2 separate regions of the Homo sapiens genome follow, and region 1 is linked to region 2. Evidence: chromatin loops called from intact Hi-C (ENCODE). Cell type or tissue: A673. All regions are shown on one strand. Links, peaks and the distances in the headings refer to the core of each region. The heading gives the core; the rest is flanking DNA.

Region 1 (8,303 bases), core at 2,048-6,047, 92 kb after region 2:
GAATAACAATAAAGGTTTGAGACATTCCAGGAAGAAATGCAGATTGTGATAAGAGAATCTAATGCTATTACAAACACATAAAACAATCTCAGTGAAGGAGGTATTGGGGAAAGGTGCTGGCCTACATGACTTTGGAAATGAGTGGAGTTTATAACAGTAATAGCAAAAGGAATGACACGTCAGCACTGTATTCTAGTTGATTGAATTGTTTCCCACAGGGGTACTGGATAACAATTCCCATACTGCTATTACTGTACACTTATTGAACAATTCAGTAAATGGATGGCAGATGGTAAGAGCTAGATTTCTCACTGTTGGAGTGGGAATTTATAGATACACAAAGGGAGGAGACTAGAAAGATACATGTGATAATGGATTAAAGATGGAGACACCAGTAATAACTGGTGTTTAGATTAATATAGTTACAGATGTTTATCTATGGAAATGTGTGTGTGTGTGTGTGTGTGTGTGTGTGTGTGTGTGTGTGTATGTACAGGTTAGTATATATATTTCTTTCTTTGCCCACCCTGACAAACTAAACAAAACAACACTTCATTAGCAATGAGCACACCTAGTACCCAGATCTTGGCTTCTAATACCATTCTCCAATAACAACAACAACAAAAAAAGAGGCGTTTGAAAAAATGCCTGATTCTAAGACTGAGAAAAAAAATATGTAAGATGAGCCTGAAGCATGTAATAGTTCCAGAAATATGGCGTGTTCAAAAAGAACAGCAGCAACCACTTTGATGTAAGTCAGTCAAAGGAGCACGGGAACCCCCTGAAAGTGCTCCCATGAGACAAAACTAGAACCATTTGCGCAAAAAGCGAAGTACTGAATTATAACTCAAAGTACAAAATAAATATCATAATCCATACTGATATCAGTGGGACTTAATAGATAAGTGGGAAAAAGAGATGAGTTTCCCATGGAGAAGAATTACAAATAATTGATATAGTCTGTCGTCCACGAGGGAGAACATAACTCTTCACTTTTCAAGTGCAGAGGACACATGGAGTCTTCCTTCCAAAGTTCAATGTGGAAAATAGAGTGGAGAGGAGAATTAGTAATTTTACAATGAGAAAGCCTGACAGGCACTACATTAGCCAAGTGTTCAAAGTCAACATCAACAGTCATGAATCATACTGGTATTATGTGTCCTTCATGTGATGAAAATGACACTCTCTGTAATCTTCCTACCCAAGCCTCATAACCCCAGTCTAACCACGAGTAAAATAGCAGACAAATCCCAATGGAAAGAAATTCTACGCTGTCTCTGACCTATATTTCTCACAACTGTGAAGGACATGAAAACAAGAAAAAGCGTGAGAAACTATCACAGCCAGAAGGAACATAAGGAGACATCCTGACTAGATGCATTGTATTATGCTTAATGGAACCCTGGAACAGAAAAAGGACATTAGGTGAAGACTGAAGAGATCCAAATAGGCTCTGGACTTTAGTTAATAACAATCTAACAATAGTATTTCATTAATTATAGGAAATGTACCATAATGCAAGATGTTAATAAAGGAGACACTCTGTGTTTGACTACATGAGAACTCTCTGTACTACCCTCTCAGTTTTTCTGTAAATCTAAACTTTTCTAAAAATAAAACCTACTAAGAAACAATCACAAAATAGCCATGCTAAAGGACTTTATATGGCAGCTTATTTCACCACTGTCTCATTTATTCCAACTATGTCTCAGTTTTCTTTACTTTTAAACTTCAATAATTATTTCATAGGGCTGTTGGGAGGATTAAAATCTCACAGTGCAGTTCCTGGCACAAAGTAGAAGGCCAATAATTATTTCTACGCTTCCATGGCTAAAAACATTTTAGAGTTGTGGTGTTAGAATTGCCATCAGAGCCATATAGAAAAAATCAGTTTCATAAATTACGCTAAGATCAAGATTTGAACCAAATGGTACTTGAAAAGCATGATCATATATTAATTTGATTTACATGTTAATTTATTTTTATTATTTTCAAATACTAAATTTGCCACAATTAAAATGAATCAATGTATTTTAAAACAACTGCCTTGGAAACATTGACAGGAATCTAAACCACTACATGAGACGTATTAATAACATATATTTTGGAGTTGGGAAGATCTGAATTCAAATAAAACTATGTTTCTTAGCATCTTGTGCTTTTTGACTAAGTTATTTATCTTCTCTAAGCCTCAGGGATTTTTTAAAATCTTAAAACAAAGATAATTTTTGCAGCATTTTGTGAAAAGTAAATGCAGTAGTGCTCATTAGGCAGTTAGCACGGTCCTTGGCACATGGTAAAGCCATAATATGCTATTATTATTATTCTTATGTTAGCTTACAGATCGTATTTTTCCATTAAATATTTTACAATTACAAAAATATAAAATTATTATATAGTACAAATATGTTAACTAAAGTGAAGGGCTGTGGTATGATTTTTAAAAAAATTTCTAAAGTAGATAATAATTATGAAACTAGAACTGGACACAGGTTTTCTTTCTTTCAGACAGGTGATCTATTAAAAAAATATAATTATTTATGTTTCCAAAATATTGGTAGAACAAATGTAGACAGAACCAACATTATTTCTTTTTTATATCTTCATGTTGCTTTTTATAAAGAGCTCAGAAATTATGTTATCTCAGTAATGATGAAGAAACCACACATATGGTTTCTTCTTTACGTACATTTTGGAATTAGTTTCCTGCAATCTCAACTTTACTATATTCACAAAATAATAAATGAGAGAAAGAGATGTGAATACATCTGGCTCCGCAAAGCCCCTTTTCTGATAAACTCCATGTCCAATGGAACAGAAATATCACCAATCAAGGAGGGGTTTTTGTAAATTTTTAACATTTTAGCAATATTGACTTATAATCACCATTCATCAACACTAACAGATCAGAGTGCATGAATTATATTATATGCCTTTTTCTGTATCTGCATAACTCTGGTTAACTGATTTCACAACCTTTTAAACACAAATCTTAAAACATTTTATAGCAAAACAACTAGGCTTGACGTTACACAATGTAACAGGTCTTTGTAGTAAGTAAATAGGGTGGTAAGTGGTTACATATGGCAGCCCATTCAAAACTGGAACTGCTCATCCCATTTGATGTTATTCACTTTGTTTTATAATGTGTATTCTTGCTAACAGTGTGTGACTGGATCTTTTTTGGTTTCAGTATTTTCGCTTGGGATTAGAGCTTTCATATTTCATAGACAAATCTAAGAAACAACTATATCGCTATCATGAAATCTTTTTCTTCCCCAGGGAAAGTCTCCCACCATTGACTCAGCCATATAATTCACTAAACATCAGTTGTCCAAGCACTGTTGGTTAAAAATTATTTTTACATTGTATGTAAACTTGAAAATTTAAGCCAAAATGAGAGAGAGAGTGAGAGAGAGCAAGAGAGAGAGAAGATAATGTCTTCCAGATGACGGCTTTCTGGATGAAACTTGAAGCCTGAAGCAAGAGAAAATTTTCATTACCATTCAGATTACATGTCATTTTGATTCACACTCCCTAAGCAAGCTAATTTGGTCGGCAGCCAACCTTCTCGCAGTGTGATGACAACACAACAAGCTTCACCGCCTTCCTTTCAGTGCTAATGATTCCTTGAGTGACAGCCATGGTCTCAGAGCTCCGCGTGACACCTCACCCTGCCGCGCCTGCAATGTCAGAGCTGCTGCTGTCCTGGGCTCCTGCTCATGGTCCTGGCAAGGACAGCCTGTGACTTCAGGAACATGCCAGCTGCCGTCACCCCACCCACCTGCATACCTATACACACACAGGGGCCCCTGGTGCTCACCTCTCCACACTGCATGTTCTCAGGACAATATCACTGGGATGAAATAAACTGTGGTAGTAACTGGGTGCCTCTGAGGACCTCTCCCCTCTCCCCTCGGGGCAAGGGAGCTCAGCCATCTTCTCACCATGGACTCACGCAAGCCATGAATTCTTTGTTGTGCTATAAGCGATTATGTTAGGTTCGAATGTCACCCTTTTTAAAATTTATTTTTATTTTTAATTTTCATTTACTCTGTTTTGAAAAATATCTTTTTCAATAGATATATTTTTTCTCAAAAATCAAAATATTGTGTTGACTTGTTTGTTTTCATATTTAAGGTAGGCAAACACCCTTGTCCCAAAGTCCTGCTACCTGATAGTGTTTGGAGTTATGAGAAGAACAATGACCTTTATTTCCATTCTAGAAAGGAGTCTGTCAATGCTTGTTTGGGGTGGGAACATAAACACTAAGATATGATGTGTACGAGGTGGACGTCATGTTCGAATTCCCTATGGTATTCCCAGTGAAAGAACGCCTGCACGTGAGAGTGTTCCACAGCCATTGGATGAGTGAACGAAAGAAGGAAGGTGACTATCTCCTTGTGAATGTGGCTATCTCGTTATGAATGTGGCTGTTTCATTTCTGGCTGGGAGTTACCAGAATCACTTGCAAGTTCAGAAAGCATGCTTGTCGCTTGGTCTGTGACTTCTTCACTGAATCCCTGTTCATCCACTCACCGAGATATGAACCTTGCCTTCAAATAATGGAATATTAAAAGGAGTTTTTACCCAGACACTAGTTCTCTTGCCCTATAACAAGCCCCAGTTTGTGTCTGAATTCATTTATTCACTTCCTGGAAGGCTAAGGGTCCCAACAGCGTGGAAGTCACAGTGCTGGGATACTGGCTACACAGGTGGGCACAGGTGAGCAGGGTAGGCCTCTGGTGTTCTGGGACTTTGCATCTAATCAAAGATATTGAAAAGCTCATTATGGTTTGAAGGTGTTAGGGCAGAGGAATGTCTAATCTGAAGTATGAGAAATTAAGTGTTGGTCAGAGAGGTAGGTGTGGAAGGCTGGGGTGGAGCCGCCTGCCTCCTCCCAGAAGCTGTTCATGGAAGACCTTCACTCCCATGACCTTGCAGAGCATCTGTTTCTCTGCAATCAAATTTGAGATTCTGGGTAGCAAAGAACACGCACAAATACATGATTTACTAATGAAAATAATTCTACTCTTTTTCTATAAGTCAGTGGTATATATCAGTGATCTGGTGTAGGAAATTAGATGGGTATGTATTGATAGAAAGCAAAATCTACTAAGGGGGTATTGTTGGTCCAGTTTCTAAGAAGTTATGACATATTTTATGTAAATATTCTTTTTTACTCCCACCATGGTGATTTAGTAGTTAGTTCTCTATTTTTCTCATTTTTTAGGATGAATATGTAAGAGGGAATTGAGATTGGGGAGGAGAGAATAATACCTTTCCCATTAGAAATGTTTTTCTTTGGCTGGGTGCTGTGGCTCATGCCTGTAATCCCAGCACTTTGGGAGGCCAAGGAGAGTGGATCACTCGAGGTCAGGAGTTCAAGGCCAGCCTGGCCAATATGGTGAATCCCTGTCTTCACTAAAACATACAAAAATTAGCCAGGCGTGGCGGTGCATGCCTGTAGTCCCAGCTACTCGGGAGCCTGAGGCAGGAGAATAACTTGAACTTGGGAGGCAGAGGTTGCAGTGAGCCAAGATCATGCCACTGCACTGCAACCTAGGTGACAGAGCGAGACTCCATCTCAAAAAAAAAAAAGAAAAAAAAATAGAAATGTTTTTCTTTTCTTTTTTTTTAGATGGAGTTTTGCTCTTGTTACCCGGGCTGAAATGGCACGATCTTGGTTCACTGCAATCTCTGCTTCCCAGGTCCAAGCAATGATTCTCCTGCCCCAGCCTCCCAAGTAGCTGGGATTACAGGTGCCCTCCACCATGCCCAGCTAATTTTTGTAATTTTTGTAGACACAGGGTTTCACCGTGTTGGTCAGGCTGGTCTCGAACTCTGACCCCAGGTGATCCACCCGCCTCGGCCTCCCAAAGTGCTGGGATTACAGGCCTGAGCCACCACGCCTGGCCTTTTTTTTTTTTTCTTTTAGCTTATGGGAAAATATGGAAAAATATGGAAAGACTAATTTATTTGGAATCAAAATAATTACAGCCAACCACTGATCCACAATTTATTAGATTGCTTAAATTTTTGTCCTTGCTAAAACTTTATATTCACATCTGTAAAATGGTAACAACAATAATGCCTATTTATAGAGACGCTTTTAGGATTACATAAGCTGATTTGAGCACTCGGTATGTTATTAAACACTAAACATAATTCATTTTTGTCTTCAAATCATGTAATGTTCCTGTCATTACACAGTTAAAGAAAGACGTATTGGAATTAAAATTAAGAGCTGTTTTCCTCAATGTATATTTTATTACAATTTCCCCAAGGTGAAGCTATTTAAAAAATGTCTATAATGTTTTTAAGTCAAATGTTACAATACAGAGGAGAAGATCAGTGGATGCAGAGAAGTCTGAACATTGTGGACATTAGAGCTTTTAATACATTCCCAATCTTGGTGTTTTCCAAATGCATCAATAGTTTACAAGAGTTTGTGAGGGACAAGGATAATTAACTTGCAGGATAAACAAATTTATTTTGGTTCAGGGCCACAACATACAAATGGCTAGCTCACACAATGTGAAAATTTAAGTTCAAGCAATGCTCCACAGGAGCACCTCTGTGGAAGTTTGACTTTAGTACTTTTGAGGGTTTTTCTAAGACTTTTCTCTTGTATCCACTACCCTTCTAAGACGTAGCTTCAAAGGCAATGATGACATTTAACCTTCATATTCAAGGGGATGTTTCCTGTTTTATATGTTTACTTAAACTGATGACTAGGAAGCATTTGTTTGTGCATGTGTAGACGTAGTCTAGATCCAGAAAGAGAAAATTAAGATGGCTGCAGGAAGAAACATGAGACCATAGTAATGAGAATGGTCTTCAAATATAGAGAAGATAAAATGTGTTCTCTAGGATTTCAAAGGGTGAATGTTAGAAAACATTCTTTTAATGTAAAGAATTACTTTAGAAAAAAGGACAGTTTTCCGAAATTGAATTAGATGGTTGCAGTGGTAAGTTACAAGGTGTTACAACTCTTGGAGAGCAGACCAGCTCCCAGCTCTTACAAAGGGCATCCAATTCTGGGTCCATATATCAGGCAGGGCTACGATTTAAAGTGTTCTCAATCTAGTTTAAGGATGCCTTGCTCCCAGCCGCAAAGATTCAGATTCTCCTGCTCCGGGTTAGGGCCTCACTGTGTTTAGTTCTAAACAATGATTAGAATAAGCTTCCCAGGTCATTCTAATGTGCACTCAAGATTGAGCACACCTACGTTAGTTGATTTCTAGAACTGTTTCTCATTGGATGAATCTGGGGTTTTTTGTGGGCACTTGCATGAATCTAGGTTAAAACAATTGAACATAGTTGGGTATCAATCTGGGCTGTCCACACGGCAAAGCAGTCCTAATGCAAAACACTGGCATTGATTGATAGATTTTTAATAGAGGGTGGATTTGTGCTTTGATCATTACTGCTCTATTCAGGAGACAAGTCAAAGCGAAGTCCTCTGGTCTCTGCCTCAAATAGAGACAGAGACTGACAGTTCTGGGCCTCCCAACTTCCCCAGGAAGATGATCTTCATAGAACAGTGCCAGCAACACTGCCCCAGTAACTGTGACAGAGAAAAGGTTATGAGATGCATTCACTTACTCAGTGTACTGAAGGACTGCAGAAGCCAGAATGGATTTCATTAAAACTACCCCATTCCCAGAGCCTGTTAGCAGCAACTAGGAAACATCATTCTCAACACAGTGGGGAAAATCCTGTCATTTTGTGGTGGAAGCAAGATGTGAATTTTGACATCTCCAGTGGCCGTGTGTGTCTGTGTGTGTGTGTTTGTTACAACCTCATTTCTCTGTAACTGTGTTTCCCAGACTTCATGACACCAGGTCTTGGCATAATCCCCACCCTCCCTGAACATTTGTTTCAACTGAGAATTAGGCGTTTTATTTTCTAGATCCTTATTGTCGTTTTTTGGATGTAAATTTGCATTAAGCTATTTCTGTGTAAATAGAATTTTGACATAATAGGAGCACCAGCAAGGACTGGCGTTGCTGCTGGCACATCATTTCAAATCCATCTATCCTACACTGTGGCTTAATTTAAAGGCTGGATTACTTGAAAATGCATTTATTAAGTCTGACCTACTTTTTAAATATTTAATATTCCATTTTGGTTTCCTTGCAACAAGAGAAGCTTCAAGGTCTTCATGTTCTTGCCAATTTTTAAAGCATTGATATTGATTCAGATAATAAGACCCTGCACAGACACAGTGTACGGACTCACCGTCCCTGCACCACTTTCAAGAGTGGTATTTAAAGCAATTAGGAGCTCACAAGATCTTA
Region 2 (8,303 bases), core at 2,944-6,943:
GAATACAAGGAACAGAAACCCAAATTAATGTGACTTATAAACAAATGTGTCTACTTCTCACAAAGCGAGAATTCCGGGGATGTGCCTGCAGCTACCAGCTTTGGAATTTCAAAACAGATGGCTTTGCAGCTCTCTTGTCCTTTCCATCACCGTTGCAAGATAGGGCAGCCTATATTGATGTCATGTTGTTAATTAATATTCACAGTAGGAAGTAGGAGGAATGGGGAAAGAGGTTGGAGGTGATTTGCCTAATTTTTGTTGATTTAGTCAGCAAACCAATGTTTTGTAGCCCTATCACCATCATTACCACCAGTACCTCCCTCAGTGGATGCCTCGGGAATGTGTACTTAGCTTGGCAGGAGCTCTGTTTGGGTATCAGAAACAAGGGGATTGGGAATGGATGTTGGGGCAGCCAACCACGGAGTCTTCAACTGGACTCAAATAAGGTTTTCCTTGCTAAGCCACTCTGGGGGTCGACTTGGGCACATGGTTCAGTTTGATTCTTAGAAAAGAAAATGACAGTCAGTGTTATTCATTGATTATAATCTTAGTTTTGCAAAATTCTACTTACCTAAAGAGGTACTAGACTATTACTCCCAAATACACTAATGCTGTAAGTTATGTAAACACATTTTAAATATGATGAATAGATGTTCAGGAAATGTATAGTAGCATGTTATACTACAAAGAATGTAAAAGCCCAGAGAAAAAGAATTTTATACTAAATCTTATAAAGTCCTTCAATCTTCATGCATCTCATGAATGTGCTCCCCAGTGGGTCTCCTTTCTCTGTGATTCTGCACAAGCTACTCCCTCGGCCAGGAGTTCCCTGCTTCCTCTTTCCTATTCAAAGAAAGTTATTCTTCATAGGAATCACAGAATATCTTGTGATACACTTGTTTTATTTATTATTGCTGAAAACATCATATTCTACTGAATTTAGTATACTTTCCTCTCTTCTGAATAGGTAGAGACTAACTTCAATTCATAATCAAATCCTCAGAACCATGCAAATTACTCAGTGCACAGAGGAATCTATGGTTATTTGGGTCAATGCAGGAATGAATGAGTGATGAATGAAAGAGCAAATTAAAGTAAAACTAAACATGTGCTCATTGAAATCTGCTGCTGCAAGTTGGTCAAGAAGAACTGATCCCATAGGGCTCACACACATGTGAGAATGCTCTTACAGGAACTAGGAGTGACTGATGAGTAGACGTTTGTGTGCAGGCATATGGCCATTGTTTGTCAGTTACCTTTCGGATTAGAATCCCACACAAGCCTTCCTGAGATCCTTCATTAGAAAATATACAGAAAACATACATACTACTTTTGGTGTATTACTGTATAAAAATAGACATTTATTTAATGGTGTGTGCTTCTCTTCTATTTATCTTACAGATGTAATTTGCAGTGAATAATAACCTGGATATAGAACAGGAGGAAGCATCTCCGAAGGCAGAGGCAGACAGGCAGTTTGGACAGGACGTGCAAATTGTTCCTTACACCACACCAAACTGCAAACTGCAATGCTTTTTTTTTTTTTTTTTTTTTAAGACAGAGTCTCACTGTGTTGCCCAGGCTGGAATGTAGTGGCACAATCTTGACTCACTGCAACCCCTGCCTCCTGGGTTCAAGAGATTCTCATGCTTCAGCCTCCCAAGTAGCTGGAATTACAAGCGTCTGCCACCACGCTGGGATAATTTTGGTATTTTTAATAGAGACAGGATTTCATCATGTTGGCCAGGCTGGTCTCGAACTCCTGACTTCAGATGATCCACCTACCTTGGCCTCCCAAAGAGCTGGGATTACAGGCGTGATCCACTGTGCCCAGACTACGGCAATGCATTTTTGGTGCAGGTCACCCTCGAGTGCTTTTTGGTGTGAGCAGCACATGGACAAAGCTGCCGAAGGGCAGGAGTCCCTGGGTTTCTCTTGGGGGCCGGTTGCTCTCGGAAGTTCCTCTCCTTCACTCTCTAAATAGCTGGTTTGTCCAACATTCCTGTTTGAAAAACATCCAGTGAACTATGACTTTGAACAAGAAACATTACACTTCAGTCCCATCAGTCTAAGAAGTAGTGAAGAATTAAATCTTTCCACCTACAGGGTATGTGAGGTGGTCAGGAAGATAATGAGGATAATTCTCAAACAACTTTTCTGCCTTCGAATTGCCCGAGGAAGTCATTTTTTCTCATTTCTGCCTCTTTCTAGTTTTTTTCTCATGAGATAAGTGTGACAAGATGGACTCATGAATAGGAGAAGCTGAGAGTCATTTATTGCCTCAAGTCTCTGGACTGTTTTAAGAAATGAGAAACCAACTTCACTTAAAAACTAATACAAGTCTAAACATTCTCAGATCTTTTTAGTAACTATGTAAATTTTAAGTCGATTGGTTTATGTACTGGACTGACTCATTTTTTAAGGGGGAGGAAAAGGTTCAGGTGCAGAAGTCCTGGCTTCTACCATGCCAATGGGGACTAGCACCAGCAGTAAATAAGGGAGTGTTATGTGACCTAATGCCAGCAGGTAACCTTCATTTGCTGTTGCTAGACTATTTAACATATTCTAATTTATATCTGTAATTTACTTCGGCTTCGCTCTAGAGAGTTTTTGGCTCCTCATTAGTCCTGGAGTGACTGAAGCAATATACATGTTCCCTGAAGAAGGGTCCTACCTAGTTCTTTTCCATCACTCTATCTCCTTGGCTATCTTCTGTCTACAGTACCCTGTTTCTGTGGCTCCTTTACAAACTTTCTCTTAAGTTAAAATCTCCTATGTACTTAAACACAATTACCACATCCCTCCCTTCCATCCAGAAATTGCTTTATGAACTAATGAGCACACTAAAAATTGCAGGCAAATGACTAGCTATAGGAAGCAGCTCAAAATATTTTAATTATTCTTGGTTATAATAAAATCAACATTCATTGACACCTTACTTGTTTCCAACCATCAGATATTTGTTATCTCATTTTATTTTCACACCTGAATGAAGTAGGGCACATATTCCACACTCCATAGATGGAAAAGATGAGGCAGTTGCTACCTGGAAAATGAAAGGATTGGATTTTATTTTCTATCAGTACCCAAGGGATTTCTAATCCAAGATCAAATTCTAAATATAGAAATTTACAAAATAAATCTTCTGCTAGAATATATAATTCTAAATATAAAATACTGTGGAATGTTGGAGCTTGACATCTTACCTGTCTCCTAACTAAAAGAAAAAAAATGTAGAAGAAACAAGAGAGAAAATATAGGGATAAGTGGTTCGCCCACAGCCAGTTAGGTAGAAACCAGAGTCTAAATTCTGAGCTGCTCATCTCTCAGATTTTTTGCAACTGAAGAGTCTGGAAATTTTATGGCCAATTTCATTCATCTTCTGAATGTATCTTTAGCTTTATGGTTGGTCTGAGGAGCAGTCTCTTTGGGTAATTCGTACCTGGGCCAGGGTGCAGAAGTTCAGGGCTGCTGTGCCCCTCGTGAATGAACCTCACACAGCTGAAGCTTAAAATCCTGAAGAGAGAGCTCCCGTGAGTCCTGCCTCTGTCTTTCTCACTCATCCCCTTTGCTGGCCTTGAAACAGATTTAAAGAGCCCTTATGTTGACTGAAATAGGATAGGAAACGGCCAGCCACTTGACCTGAGAAAGAATACCACACTAATAGAAGCTGACTCCTCTGCACAAACATTATTTCTCTATGTGATATGGTTTAGCAGAGTTTGTCTCCAGTGTCTAAATGGACCCTGAATGTAATGCTGGTGTGTGTGTGTGTGTGTGTATGTGTGTGTGTGTATGTGTGTTGGGGGTGGGGTCAAGGGAAGAGAGAGAAAAAAAAAGTTTCTGTATTCCTGTTCTCTGGATGGATTTTTTAAAATTTGCTCTTTGGGAATGAGGAAAAACAATCCCACAACAGTAATACTCCTTGGGCTCCATAACTATAAATGCAAAGGATTTCACCAGTGTCTTTATTAGTCATTATTCCCCGCTGTGACAAAACCTCTCTGTCTACCTCCAGCAGAAAACGCATTTATCAAAGGCTGTTAAAAGGCATTAGGTGTACAGATTTGTTGCCTCTAGGTTCAGCCTTGGAAGCCCAAATGCTCTCTCCTCAGCCTCCACTCCCACCCCAATGGCCTCATTGCTGTGGCTGAAAGCTAAAAGCCAGGGCTCTACCTGGCTGCAGCCACACCACCAGTGTCTACGCCACCTCTGCACCAGAAACTTAAAATCACAACCTACTGGCAATCCACCTTGCCCCAGCCCTGCCACTATTTCTGGATACTCCCAAGTTTGTCCCAACAGAAGAGGCGGAAACTTCCCCAAATGGTTCTCACAGCTGGCTGAGCATGGGAATCACCCATCCAGTTCTCTAGCCGGGGGTCCTGTCTCCTCAGGGTCTCTGATCATTAGTCAGATTTGGAACCACTGCACAGGTGCTACCCTTGAGGTTCCTTGCAGCGATGAAAATCATCTGGGCTGCCAGAAAACCAGGAGCTAACACCGATCTCCAATTCCATGGCTCCTGTGAAGCATGGCTCATATTAGCATTCATTTTTAAGGTAAAGGAGCTGTGAAACAGTTCAGTTGGAAAAAAGACCCATGTAGCAATCACTGCAGAGCCCCTGCTGCTCTACTTCCTGCAAAGCTGAACATGCATGCTTAAAAAACAGGAAGGACTGGTCAGGCATGAAGACACTGCAGAAATCTGAGCAACACAGAAACAGGTTCTGACTTCTGCCCAGAGAACCTACACTCCAGAATGTCTTTATTTGGCTGTATGTGTAAATTGAACCCATCATTGAGAGTCTAAATGTTTTAAAAGAAAGTAAGATGGGAAAAGGAAAATTACTTGATTCTTCAGTGCAATTATTTTAAATTTAGTAATTCCCATTCAGGCAAACATTCTGCATGCCCAGGTGAAAGATGTGTGTGTCTGTCCGATCCCTCACTTGTTCATCTTTCTATACGAAACCGGACATTTGTATGTACTCATGATGAACAAAATACAAGTTTTACAGTAGTTTAATATAAGGAAGCTTTGACAAAAATAATTATGTTGATGCTGGCATTATTTATACTTTCCTTCTTCCCTGTCCCCCGACAATTGTCTAAATGGTGAAAGCTAAAAGTAAGGAGATTTAGAAAATACAAAAACCATTAGAGATAATGACACAAACAAGCGAGAAAGAGAGAAAAATGTCACATCAAATCTTTTCACCTAAAATCAAGACAAGTAACATTTAGACAAATATCTTATTTTTAATTATATATGAGCAAATATGTGTGTCATAAAGTGCTATATACATTGCTGTATTAACATTGTATTATAGTTATTTTCCACACCATTAAGTATTTTTTAATCGACAACATTTTAGGCAATTGCACTATTCGTTTATATGGATATACCATTGTTACTTTATCGAGACATATGGGTCACAGCTTGTGGGGGTTTCCTGTTTGGGCTGGTAAGCTTCTTATGTCTAAGTACTTGCACAAGAATCATGACTTTAACAAATAGACTTACTGAAGCTAAAATCAGGAGGTTTTAAAAATTCCTGCTAATTATTAACAAATGAGAGTCAGAGGAAGATGCAGTAATACATATCCAGTAGAAACAGCTATAGCCCAAATGCTTGCGGGCCGTCATCACTACCATCTCACTCAATTAAAACTAAAGAAGAAAACCTGTAACTTTGCATCAGTTAGTACTGATGTAATCCTAGCATTGGTACATCTTTTATGCTTATTACAAAATACTATGAACTTGCTTATTAGTCATCTATGAATATCATTTTGTCATTGTATTGTATTTTATTGATCTTATCTTTACATTCATTGTATGTTATTTATAATTTTGATCTATTTACCAATTAATTTATCAGTCACAGTTGCAGCAATACATTCGAGTGTTCATTTAGAAATCTAAATGTCTCCTTTGCTGCTACTATAACATGATATCATCTCTTGATTTTAGGCTTAGAAAATCTCACCCTGCTCACACACATTTAAAAGAAAAACATGAAATATTGCGCGCACACACATTTCAAAAGCACAATATTAAAACAAGCGTCCTATGTGCTCTACACAGCTGAGGAAACGGAATCATATTAGTAGTATCGACCAATCACATCCATCATTCTGCTCCAACAGCTAAACCATTATAATCAATTTTCTGCTTAGGATTCTCTTAATATTAGCTTCGGTTGTAAAATATATGCATAATTCTCTAGACAATATGTTGGTTTATTTTGCTCATTTAAAACATTTATGTATATGAATCCTCTTCAGTTTTTCATGCCTTTGTTTTCCAAATATGATACATTTTAGTTTCACTTATGTTTATGTATATGGTTGTGGTTTTTACATTTTCATTGCTATATACGTCATTTTACATATGTATAGCGCAGTTTAATTATATATTCTAATGTTGAGGAATACTTTATTCTTTTCAATATGTTTCTATTATAAAACATGTTGCTATAAACACTGTATCAACCAGGAGAGAAACATTGCCAGTAGTGTGAACATTTCATGTGAAGAATTGTTAACTAGTAAGACCTACTCTTAACTACTATAAGGAATGAAAGAGCGTGCTAAGGAGTACAAAAGTAGCAAACACAGAAAGCAGCAACTACCTCAGAGGACGAGGAACAAGGAAGAACCAGGCTGAGACCCCCGCCTCTTTGGAGAAGGCTTTACTGCGCAGGAGCAGTACCTGCTGGGAGAAGGGACTTGCTGGAAGACGTGGGTAGAGCCGGTCCATTGGTCCAGTGCACCAAGAAGTCAAGAAGTTTTCAGGGGCTCAGGATGCAGCTGGCCCATCAGAGTCACAGAGATTAATGCTACTGAGCCTCTTGCACACCAACTTGCTGGCTGCCATGCTACAAGCAGCACAAAAGCACCAAAAAAAGGGAGCACCTCTCCCCTGCGACTGTTTTACAGTGCCCCACCTAGCTCTGTCTAGAGACAGAGCCTCACTTTGAGACAGCAGCTAGAGAACTGTTCACAGGGCCCATCTCCATATCACAAAGCAGGGTCAAGAATGGCGGTCTCAGAGCTGGGTGGCAATAACTCATAACAGACGCAAATCTCTTCATGTTAATCTAGTGCTCCTAAACAGGAGGTTCCAGGACACATGCCTGGGAGAAGAGGTACTTGGTCAAAGCATGTGTGCATGTCATCATTTTTAAGAAATGCTAAATTACTGTCCAAAATTATTTTACCATTTTATATTACCATATGTGAAATGCTAAATCACTGTGGCTTTAATTTTCATGTTTATGATGACTAAGGTCCCGTTTATTTTCATGTTTTTATGGACATTTCTATTTTCCCTTCTGTACAATGATGGCTTATGTTTTTTGCTCATTTTCCTAATGTGTGTGTGTGTGTGCACGCGTGTGCACGTTTGTCCTTTTTAATTGGTTTTATCAGTTTTTTATGTAACATGTTTATATATTATGAACTCTTTTGGGTTATATGTTTTGCAAATATCTTCTCCCAGTGGTTAATGTCTTCATGGTGCCTTTTGTTTAATATAATTTATTAATTTTATGTAAACCAAGTTAACAATATTTGTTTTCCTTTTAGTTTGGGCATCACAGACTTGTTTATGAACTCCTTTATTTGGGAAACTAAATATTCTGCCACTTTTTCCTACCATTTTTTAAATTTTTGACTTTGCATTCAAATCTGTAATCCATGTGGGTTTAATTTTTTTGGGAGATAGGTACATAGAATAAGTATATATTTTACTTTACAAAATAAATATGAATTAGTTGCTCTAGCACCATTTATTGAAGACGGTTTTGTACTGGCTTATGTACAATAAAACTAGTTTTTTCATAAATACAGGTTTTTATTATTTTAGGGCCATTTATTCTGTTTCTTTCTGTTCTGATCTATTTATATCAGTCAGTACCAGCCTATACCATCCTAAATATTGTAGATTTATATTAACTAATAATGTCAGGAAGAATGATTCTCTCCATCTGCTCCTTTCTCAACAATATACTGGCAATTTTTGAAATTCTATATAATTTGAGAATGTACTTGTCAAATTCCATGAAAAACTGAATTCTTGAAACAAGGTTTGGGAAGAGTTGAAGTTTTTACAAGGAGTCCTTCAATCCATGAATCTAATACATTTCTACATTGATTTGAGTCTTACTTAATTACTTTGAATAAAGGCTCATTTTTTTTCCAAAAGGTTTGAATCTACTGGTGGCATCCTTCTGCTTGTGCATGCTTTCGTATTTTAACAGTGGTATTTTCTAAATGCTGTAGTCCATGTGTGGAAA

What was found. Hi-C counts contacts between places; a loop is a spot of excess contacts. Peaks named below come from ENCODE experiments on the same cell type or tissue, not always from the same donor. Only the 100,000 strongest peaks of a DNase experiment are listed, where the experiment ranks them.
Region 1: it touches region 2 in a loop (2.0-fold over the local background); 1 of 110 quality-filtered maps calls a loop at or near these places.

The regions. Positions count from the first base shown.
Region 1 is chr2:4,742,148-4,750,450 of GRCh38, forward strand. No RefSeq gene overlaps it. Among named protein-coding and RNA genes, the nearest start is that of LINC01249, 90 kb to the left of the region's middle. In A673, for the core only: no CTCF peak of the experiment used is centred there; DNase peaks (open chromatin) are centred at 3,144 and 3,574; H3K4me3 peaks cover 846 bases; H3K27ac peaks cover 2,735 bases.
Region 2 is chr2:4,649,528-4,657,830 of GRCh38, forward strand. LINC01249 (long intergenic non-protein coding RNA 1249) reads right to left here and starts at 6,695. Exons shown (of 5, transcript NR_034134.1): 1 at 6,639-6,695; 2 at 2,986-3,046; 3 at 1,786-2,002. In A673, for the core only: no CTCF peak of the experiment used is centred there; DNase peaks (open chromatin) are centred at 4,644 and 5,494; H3K27ac peaks cover 3,578 bases.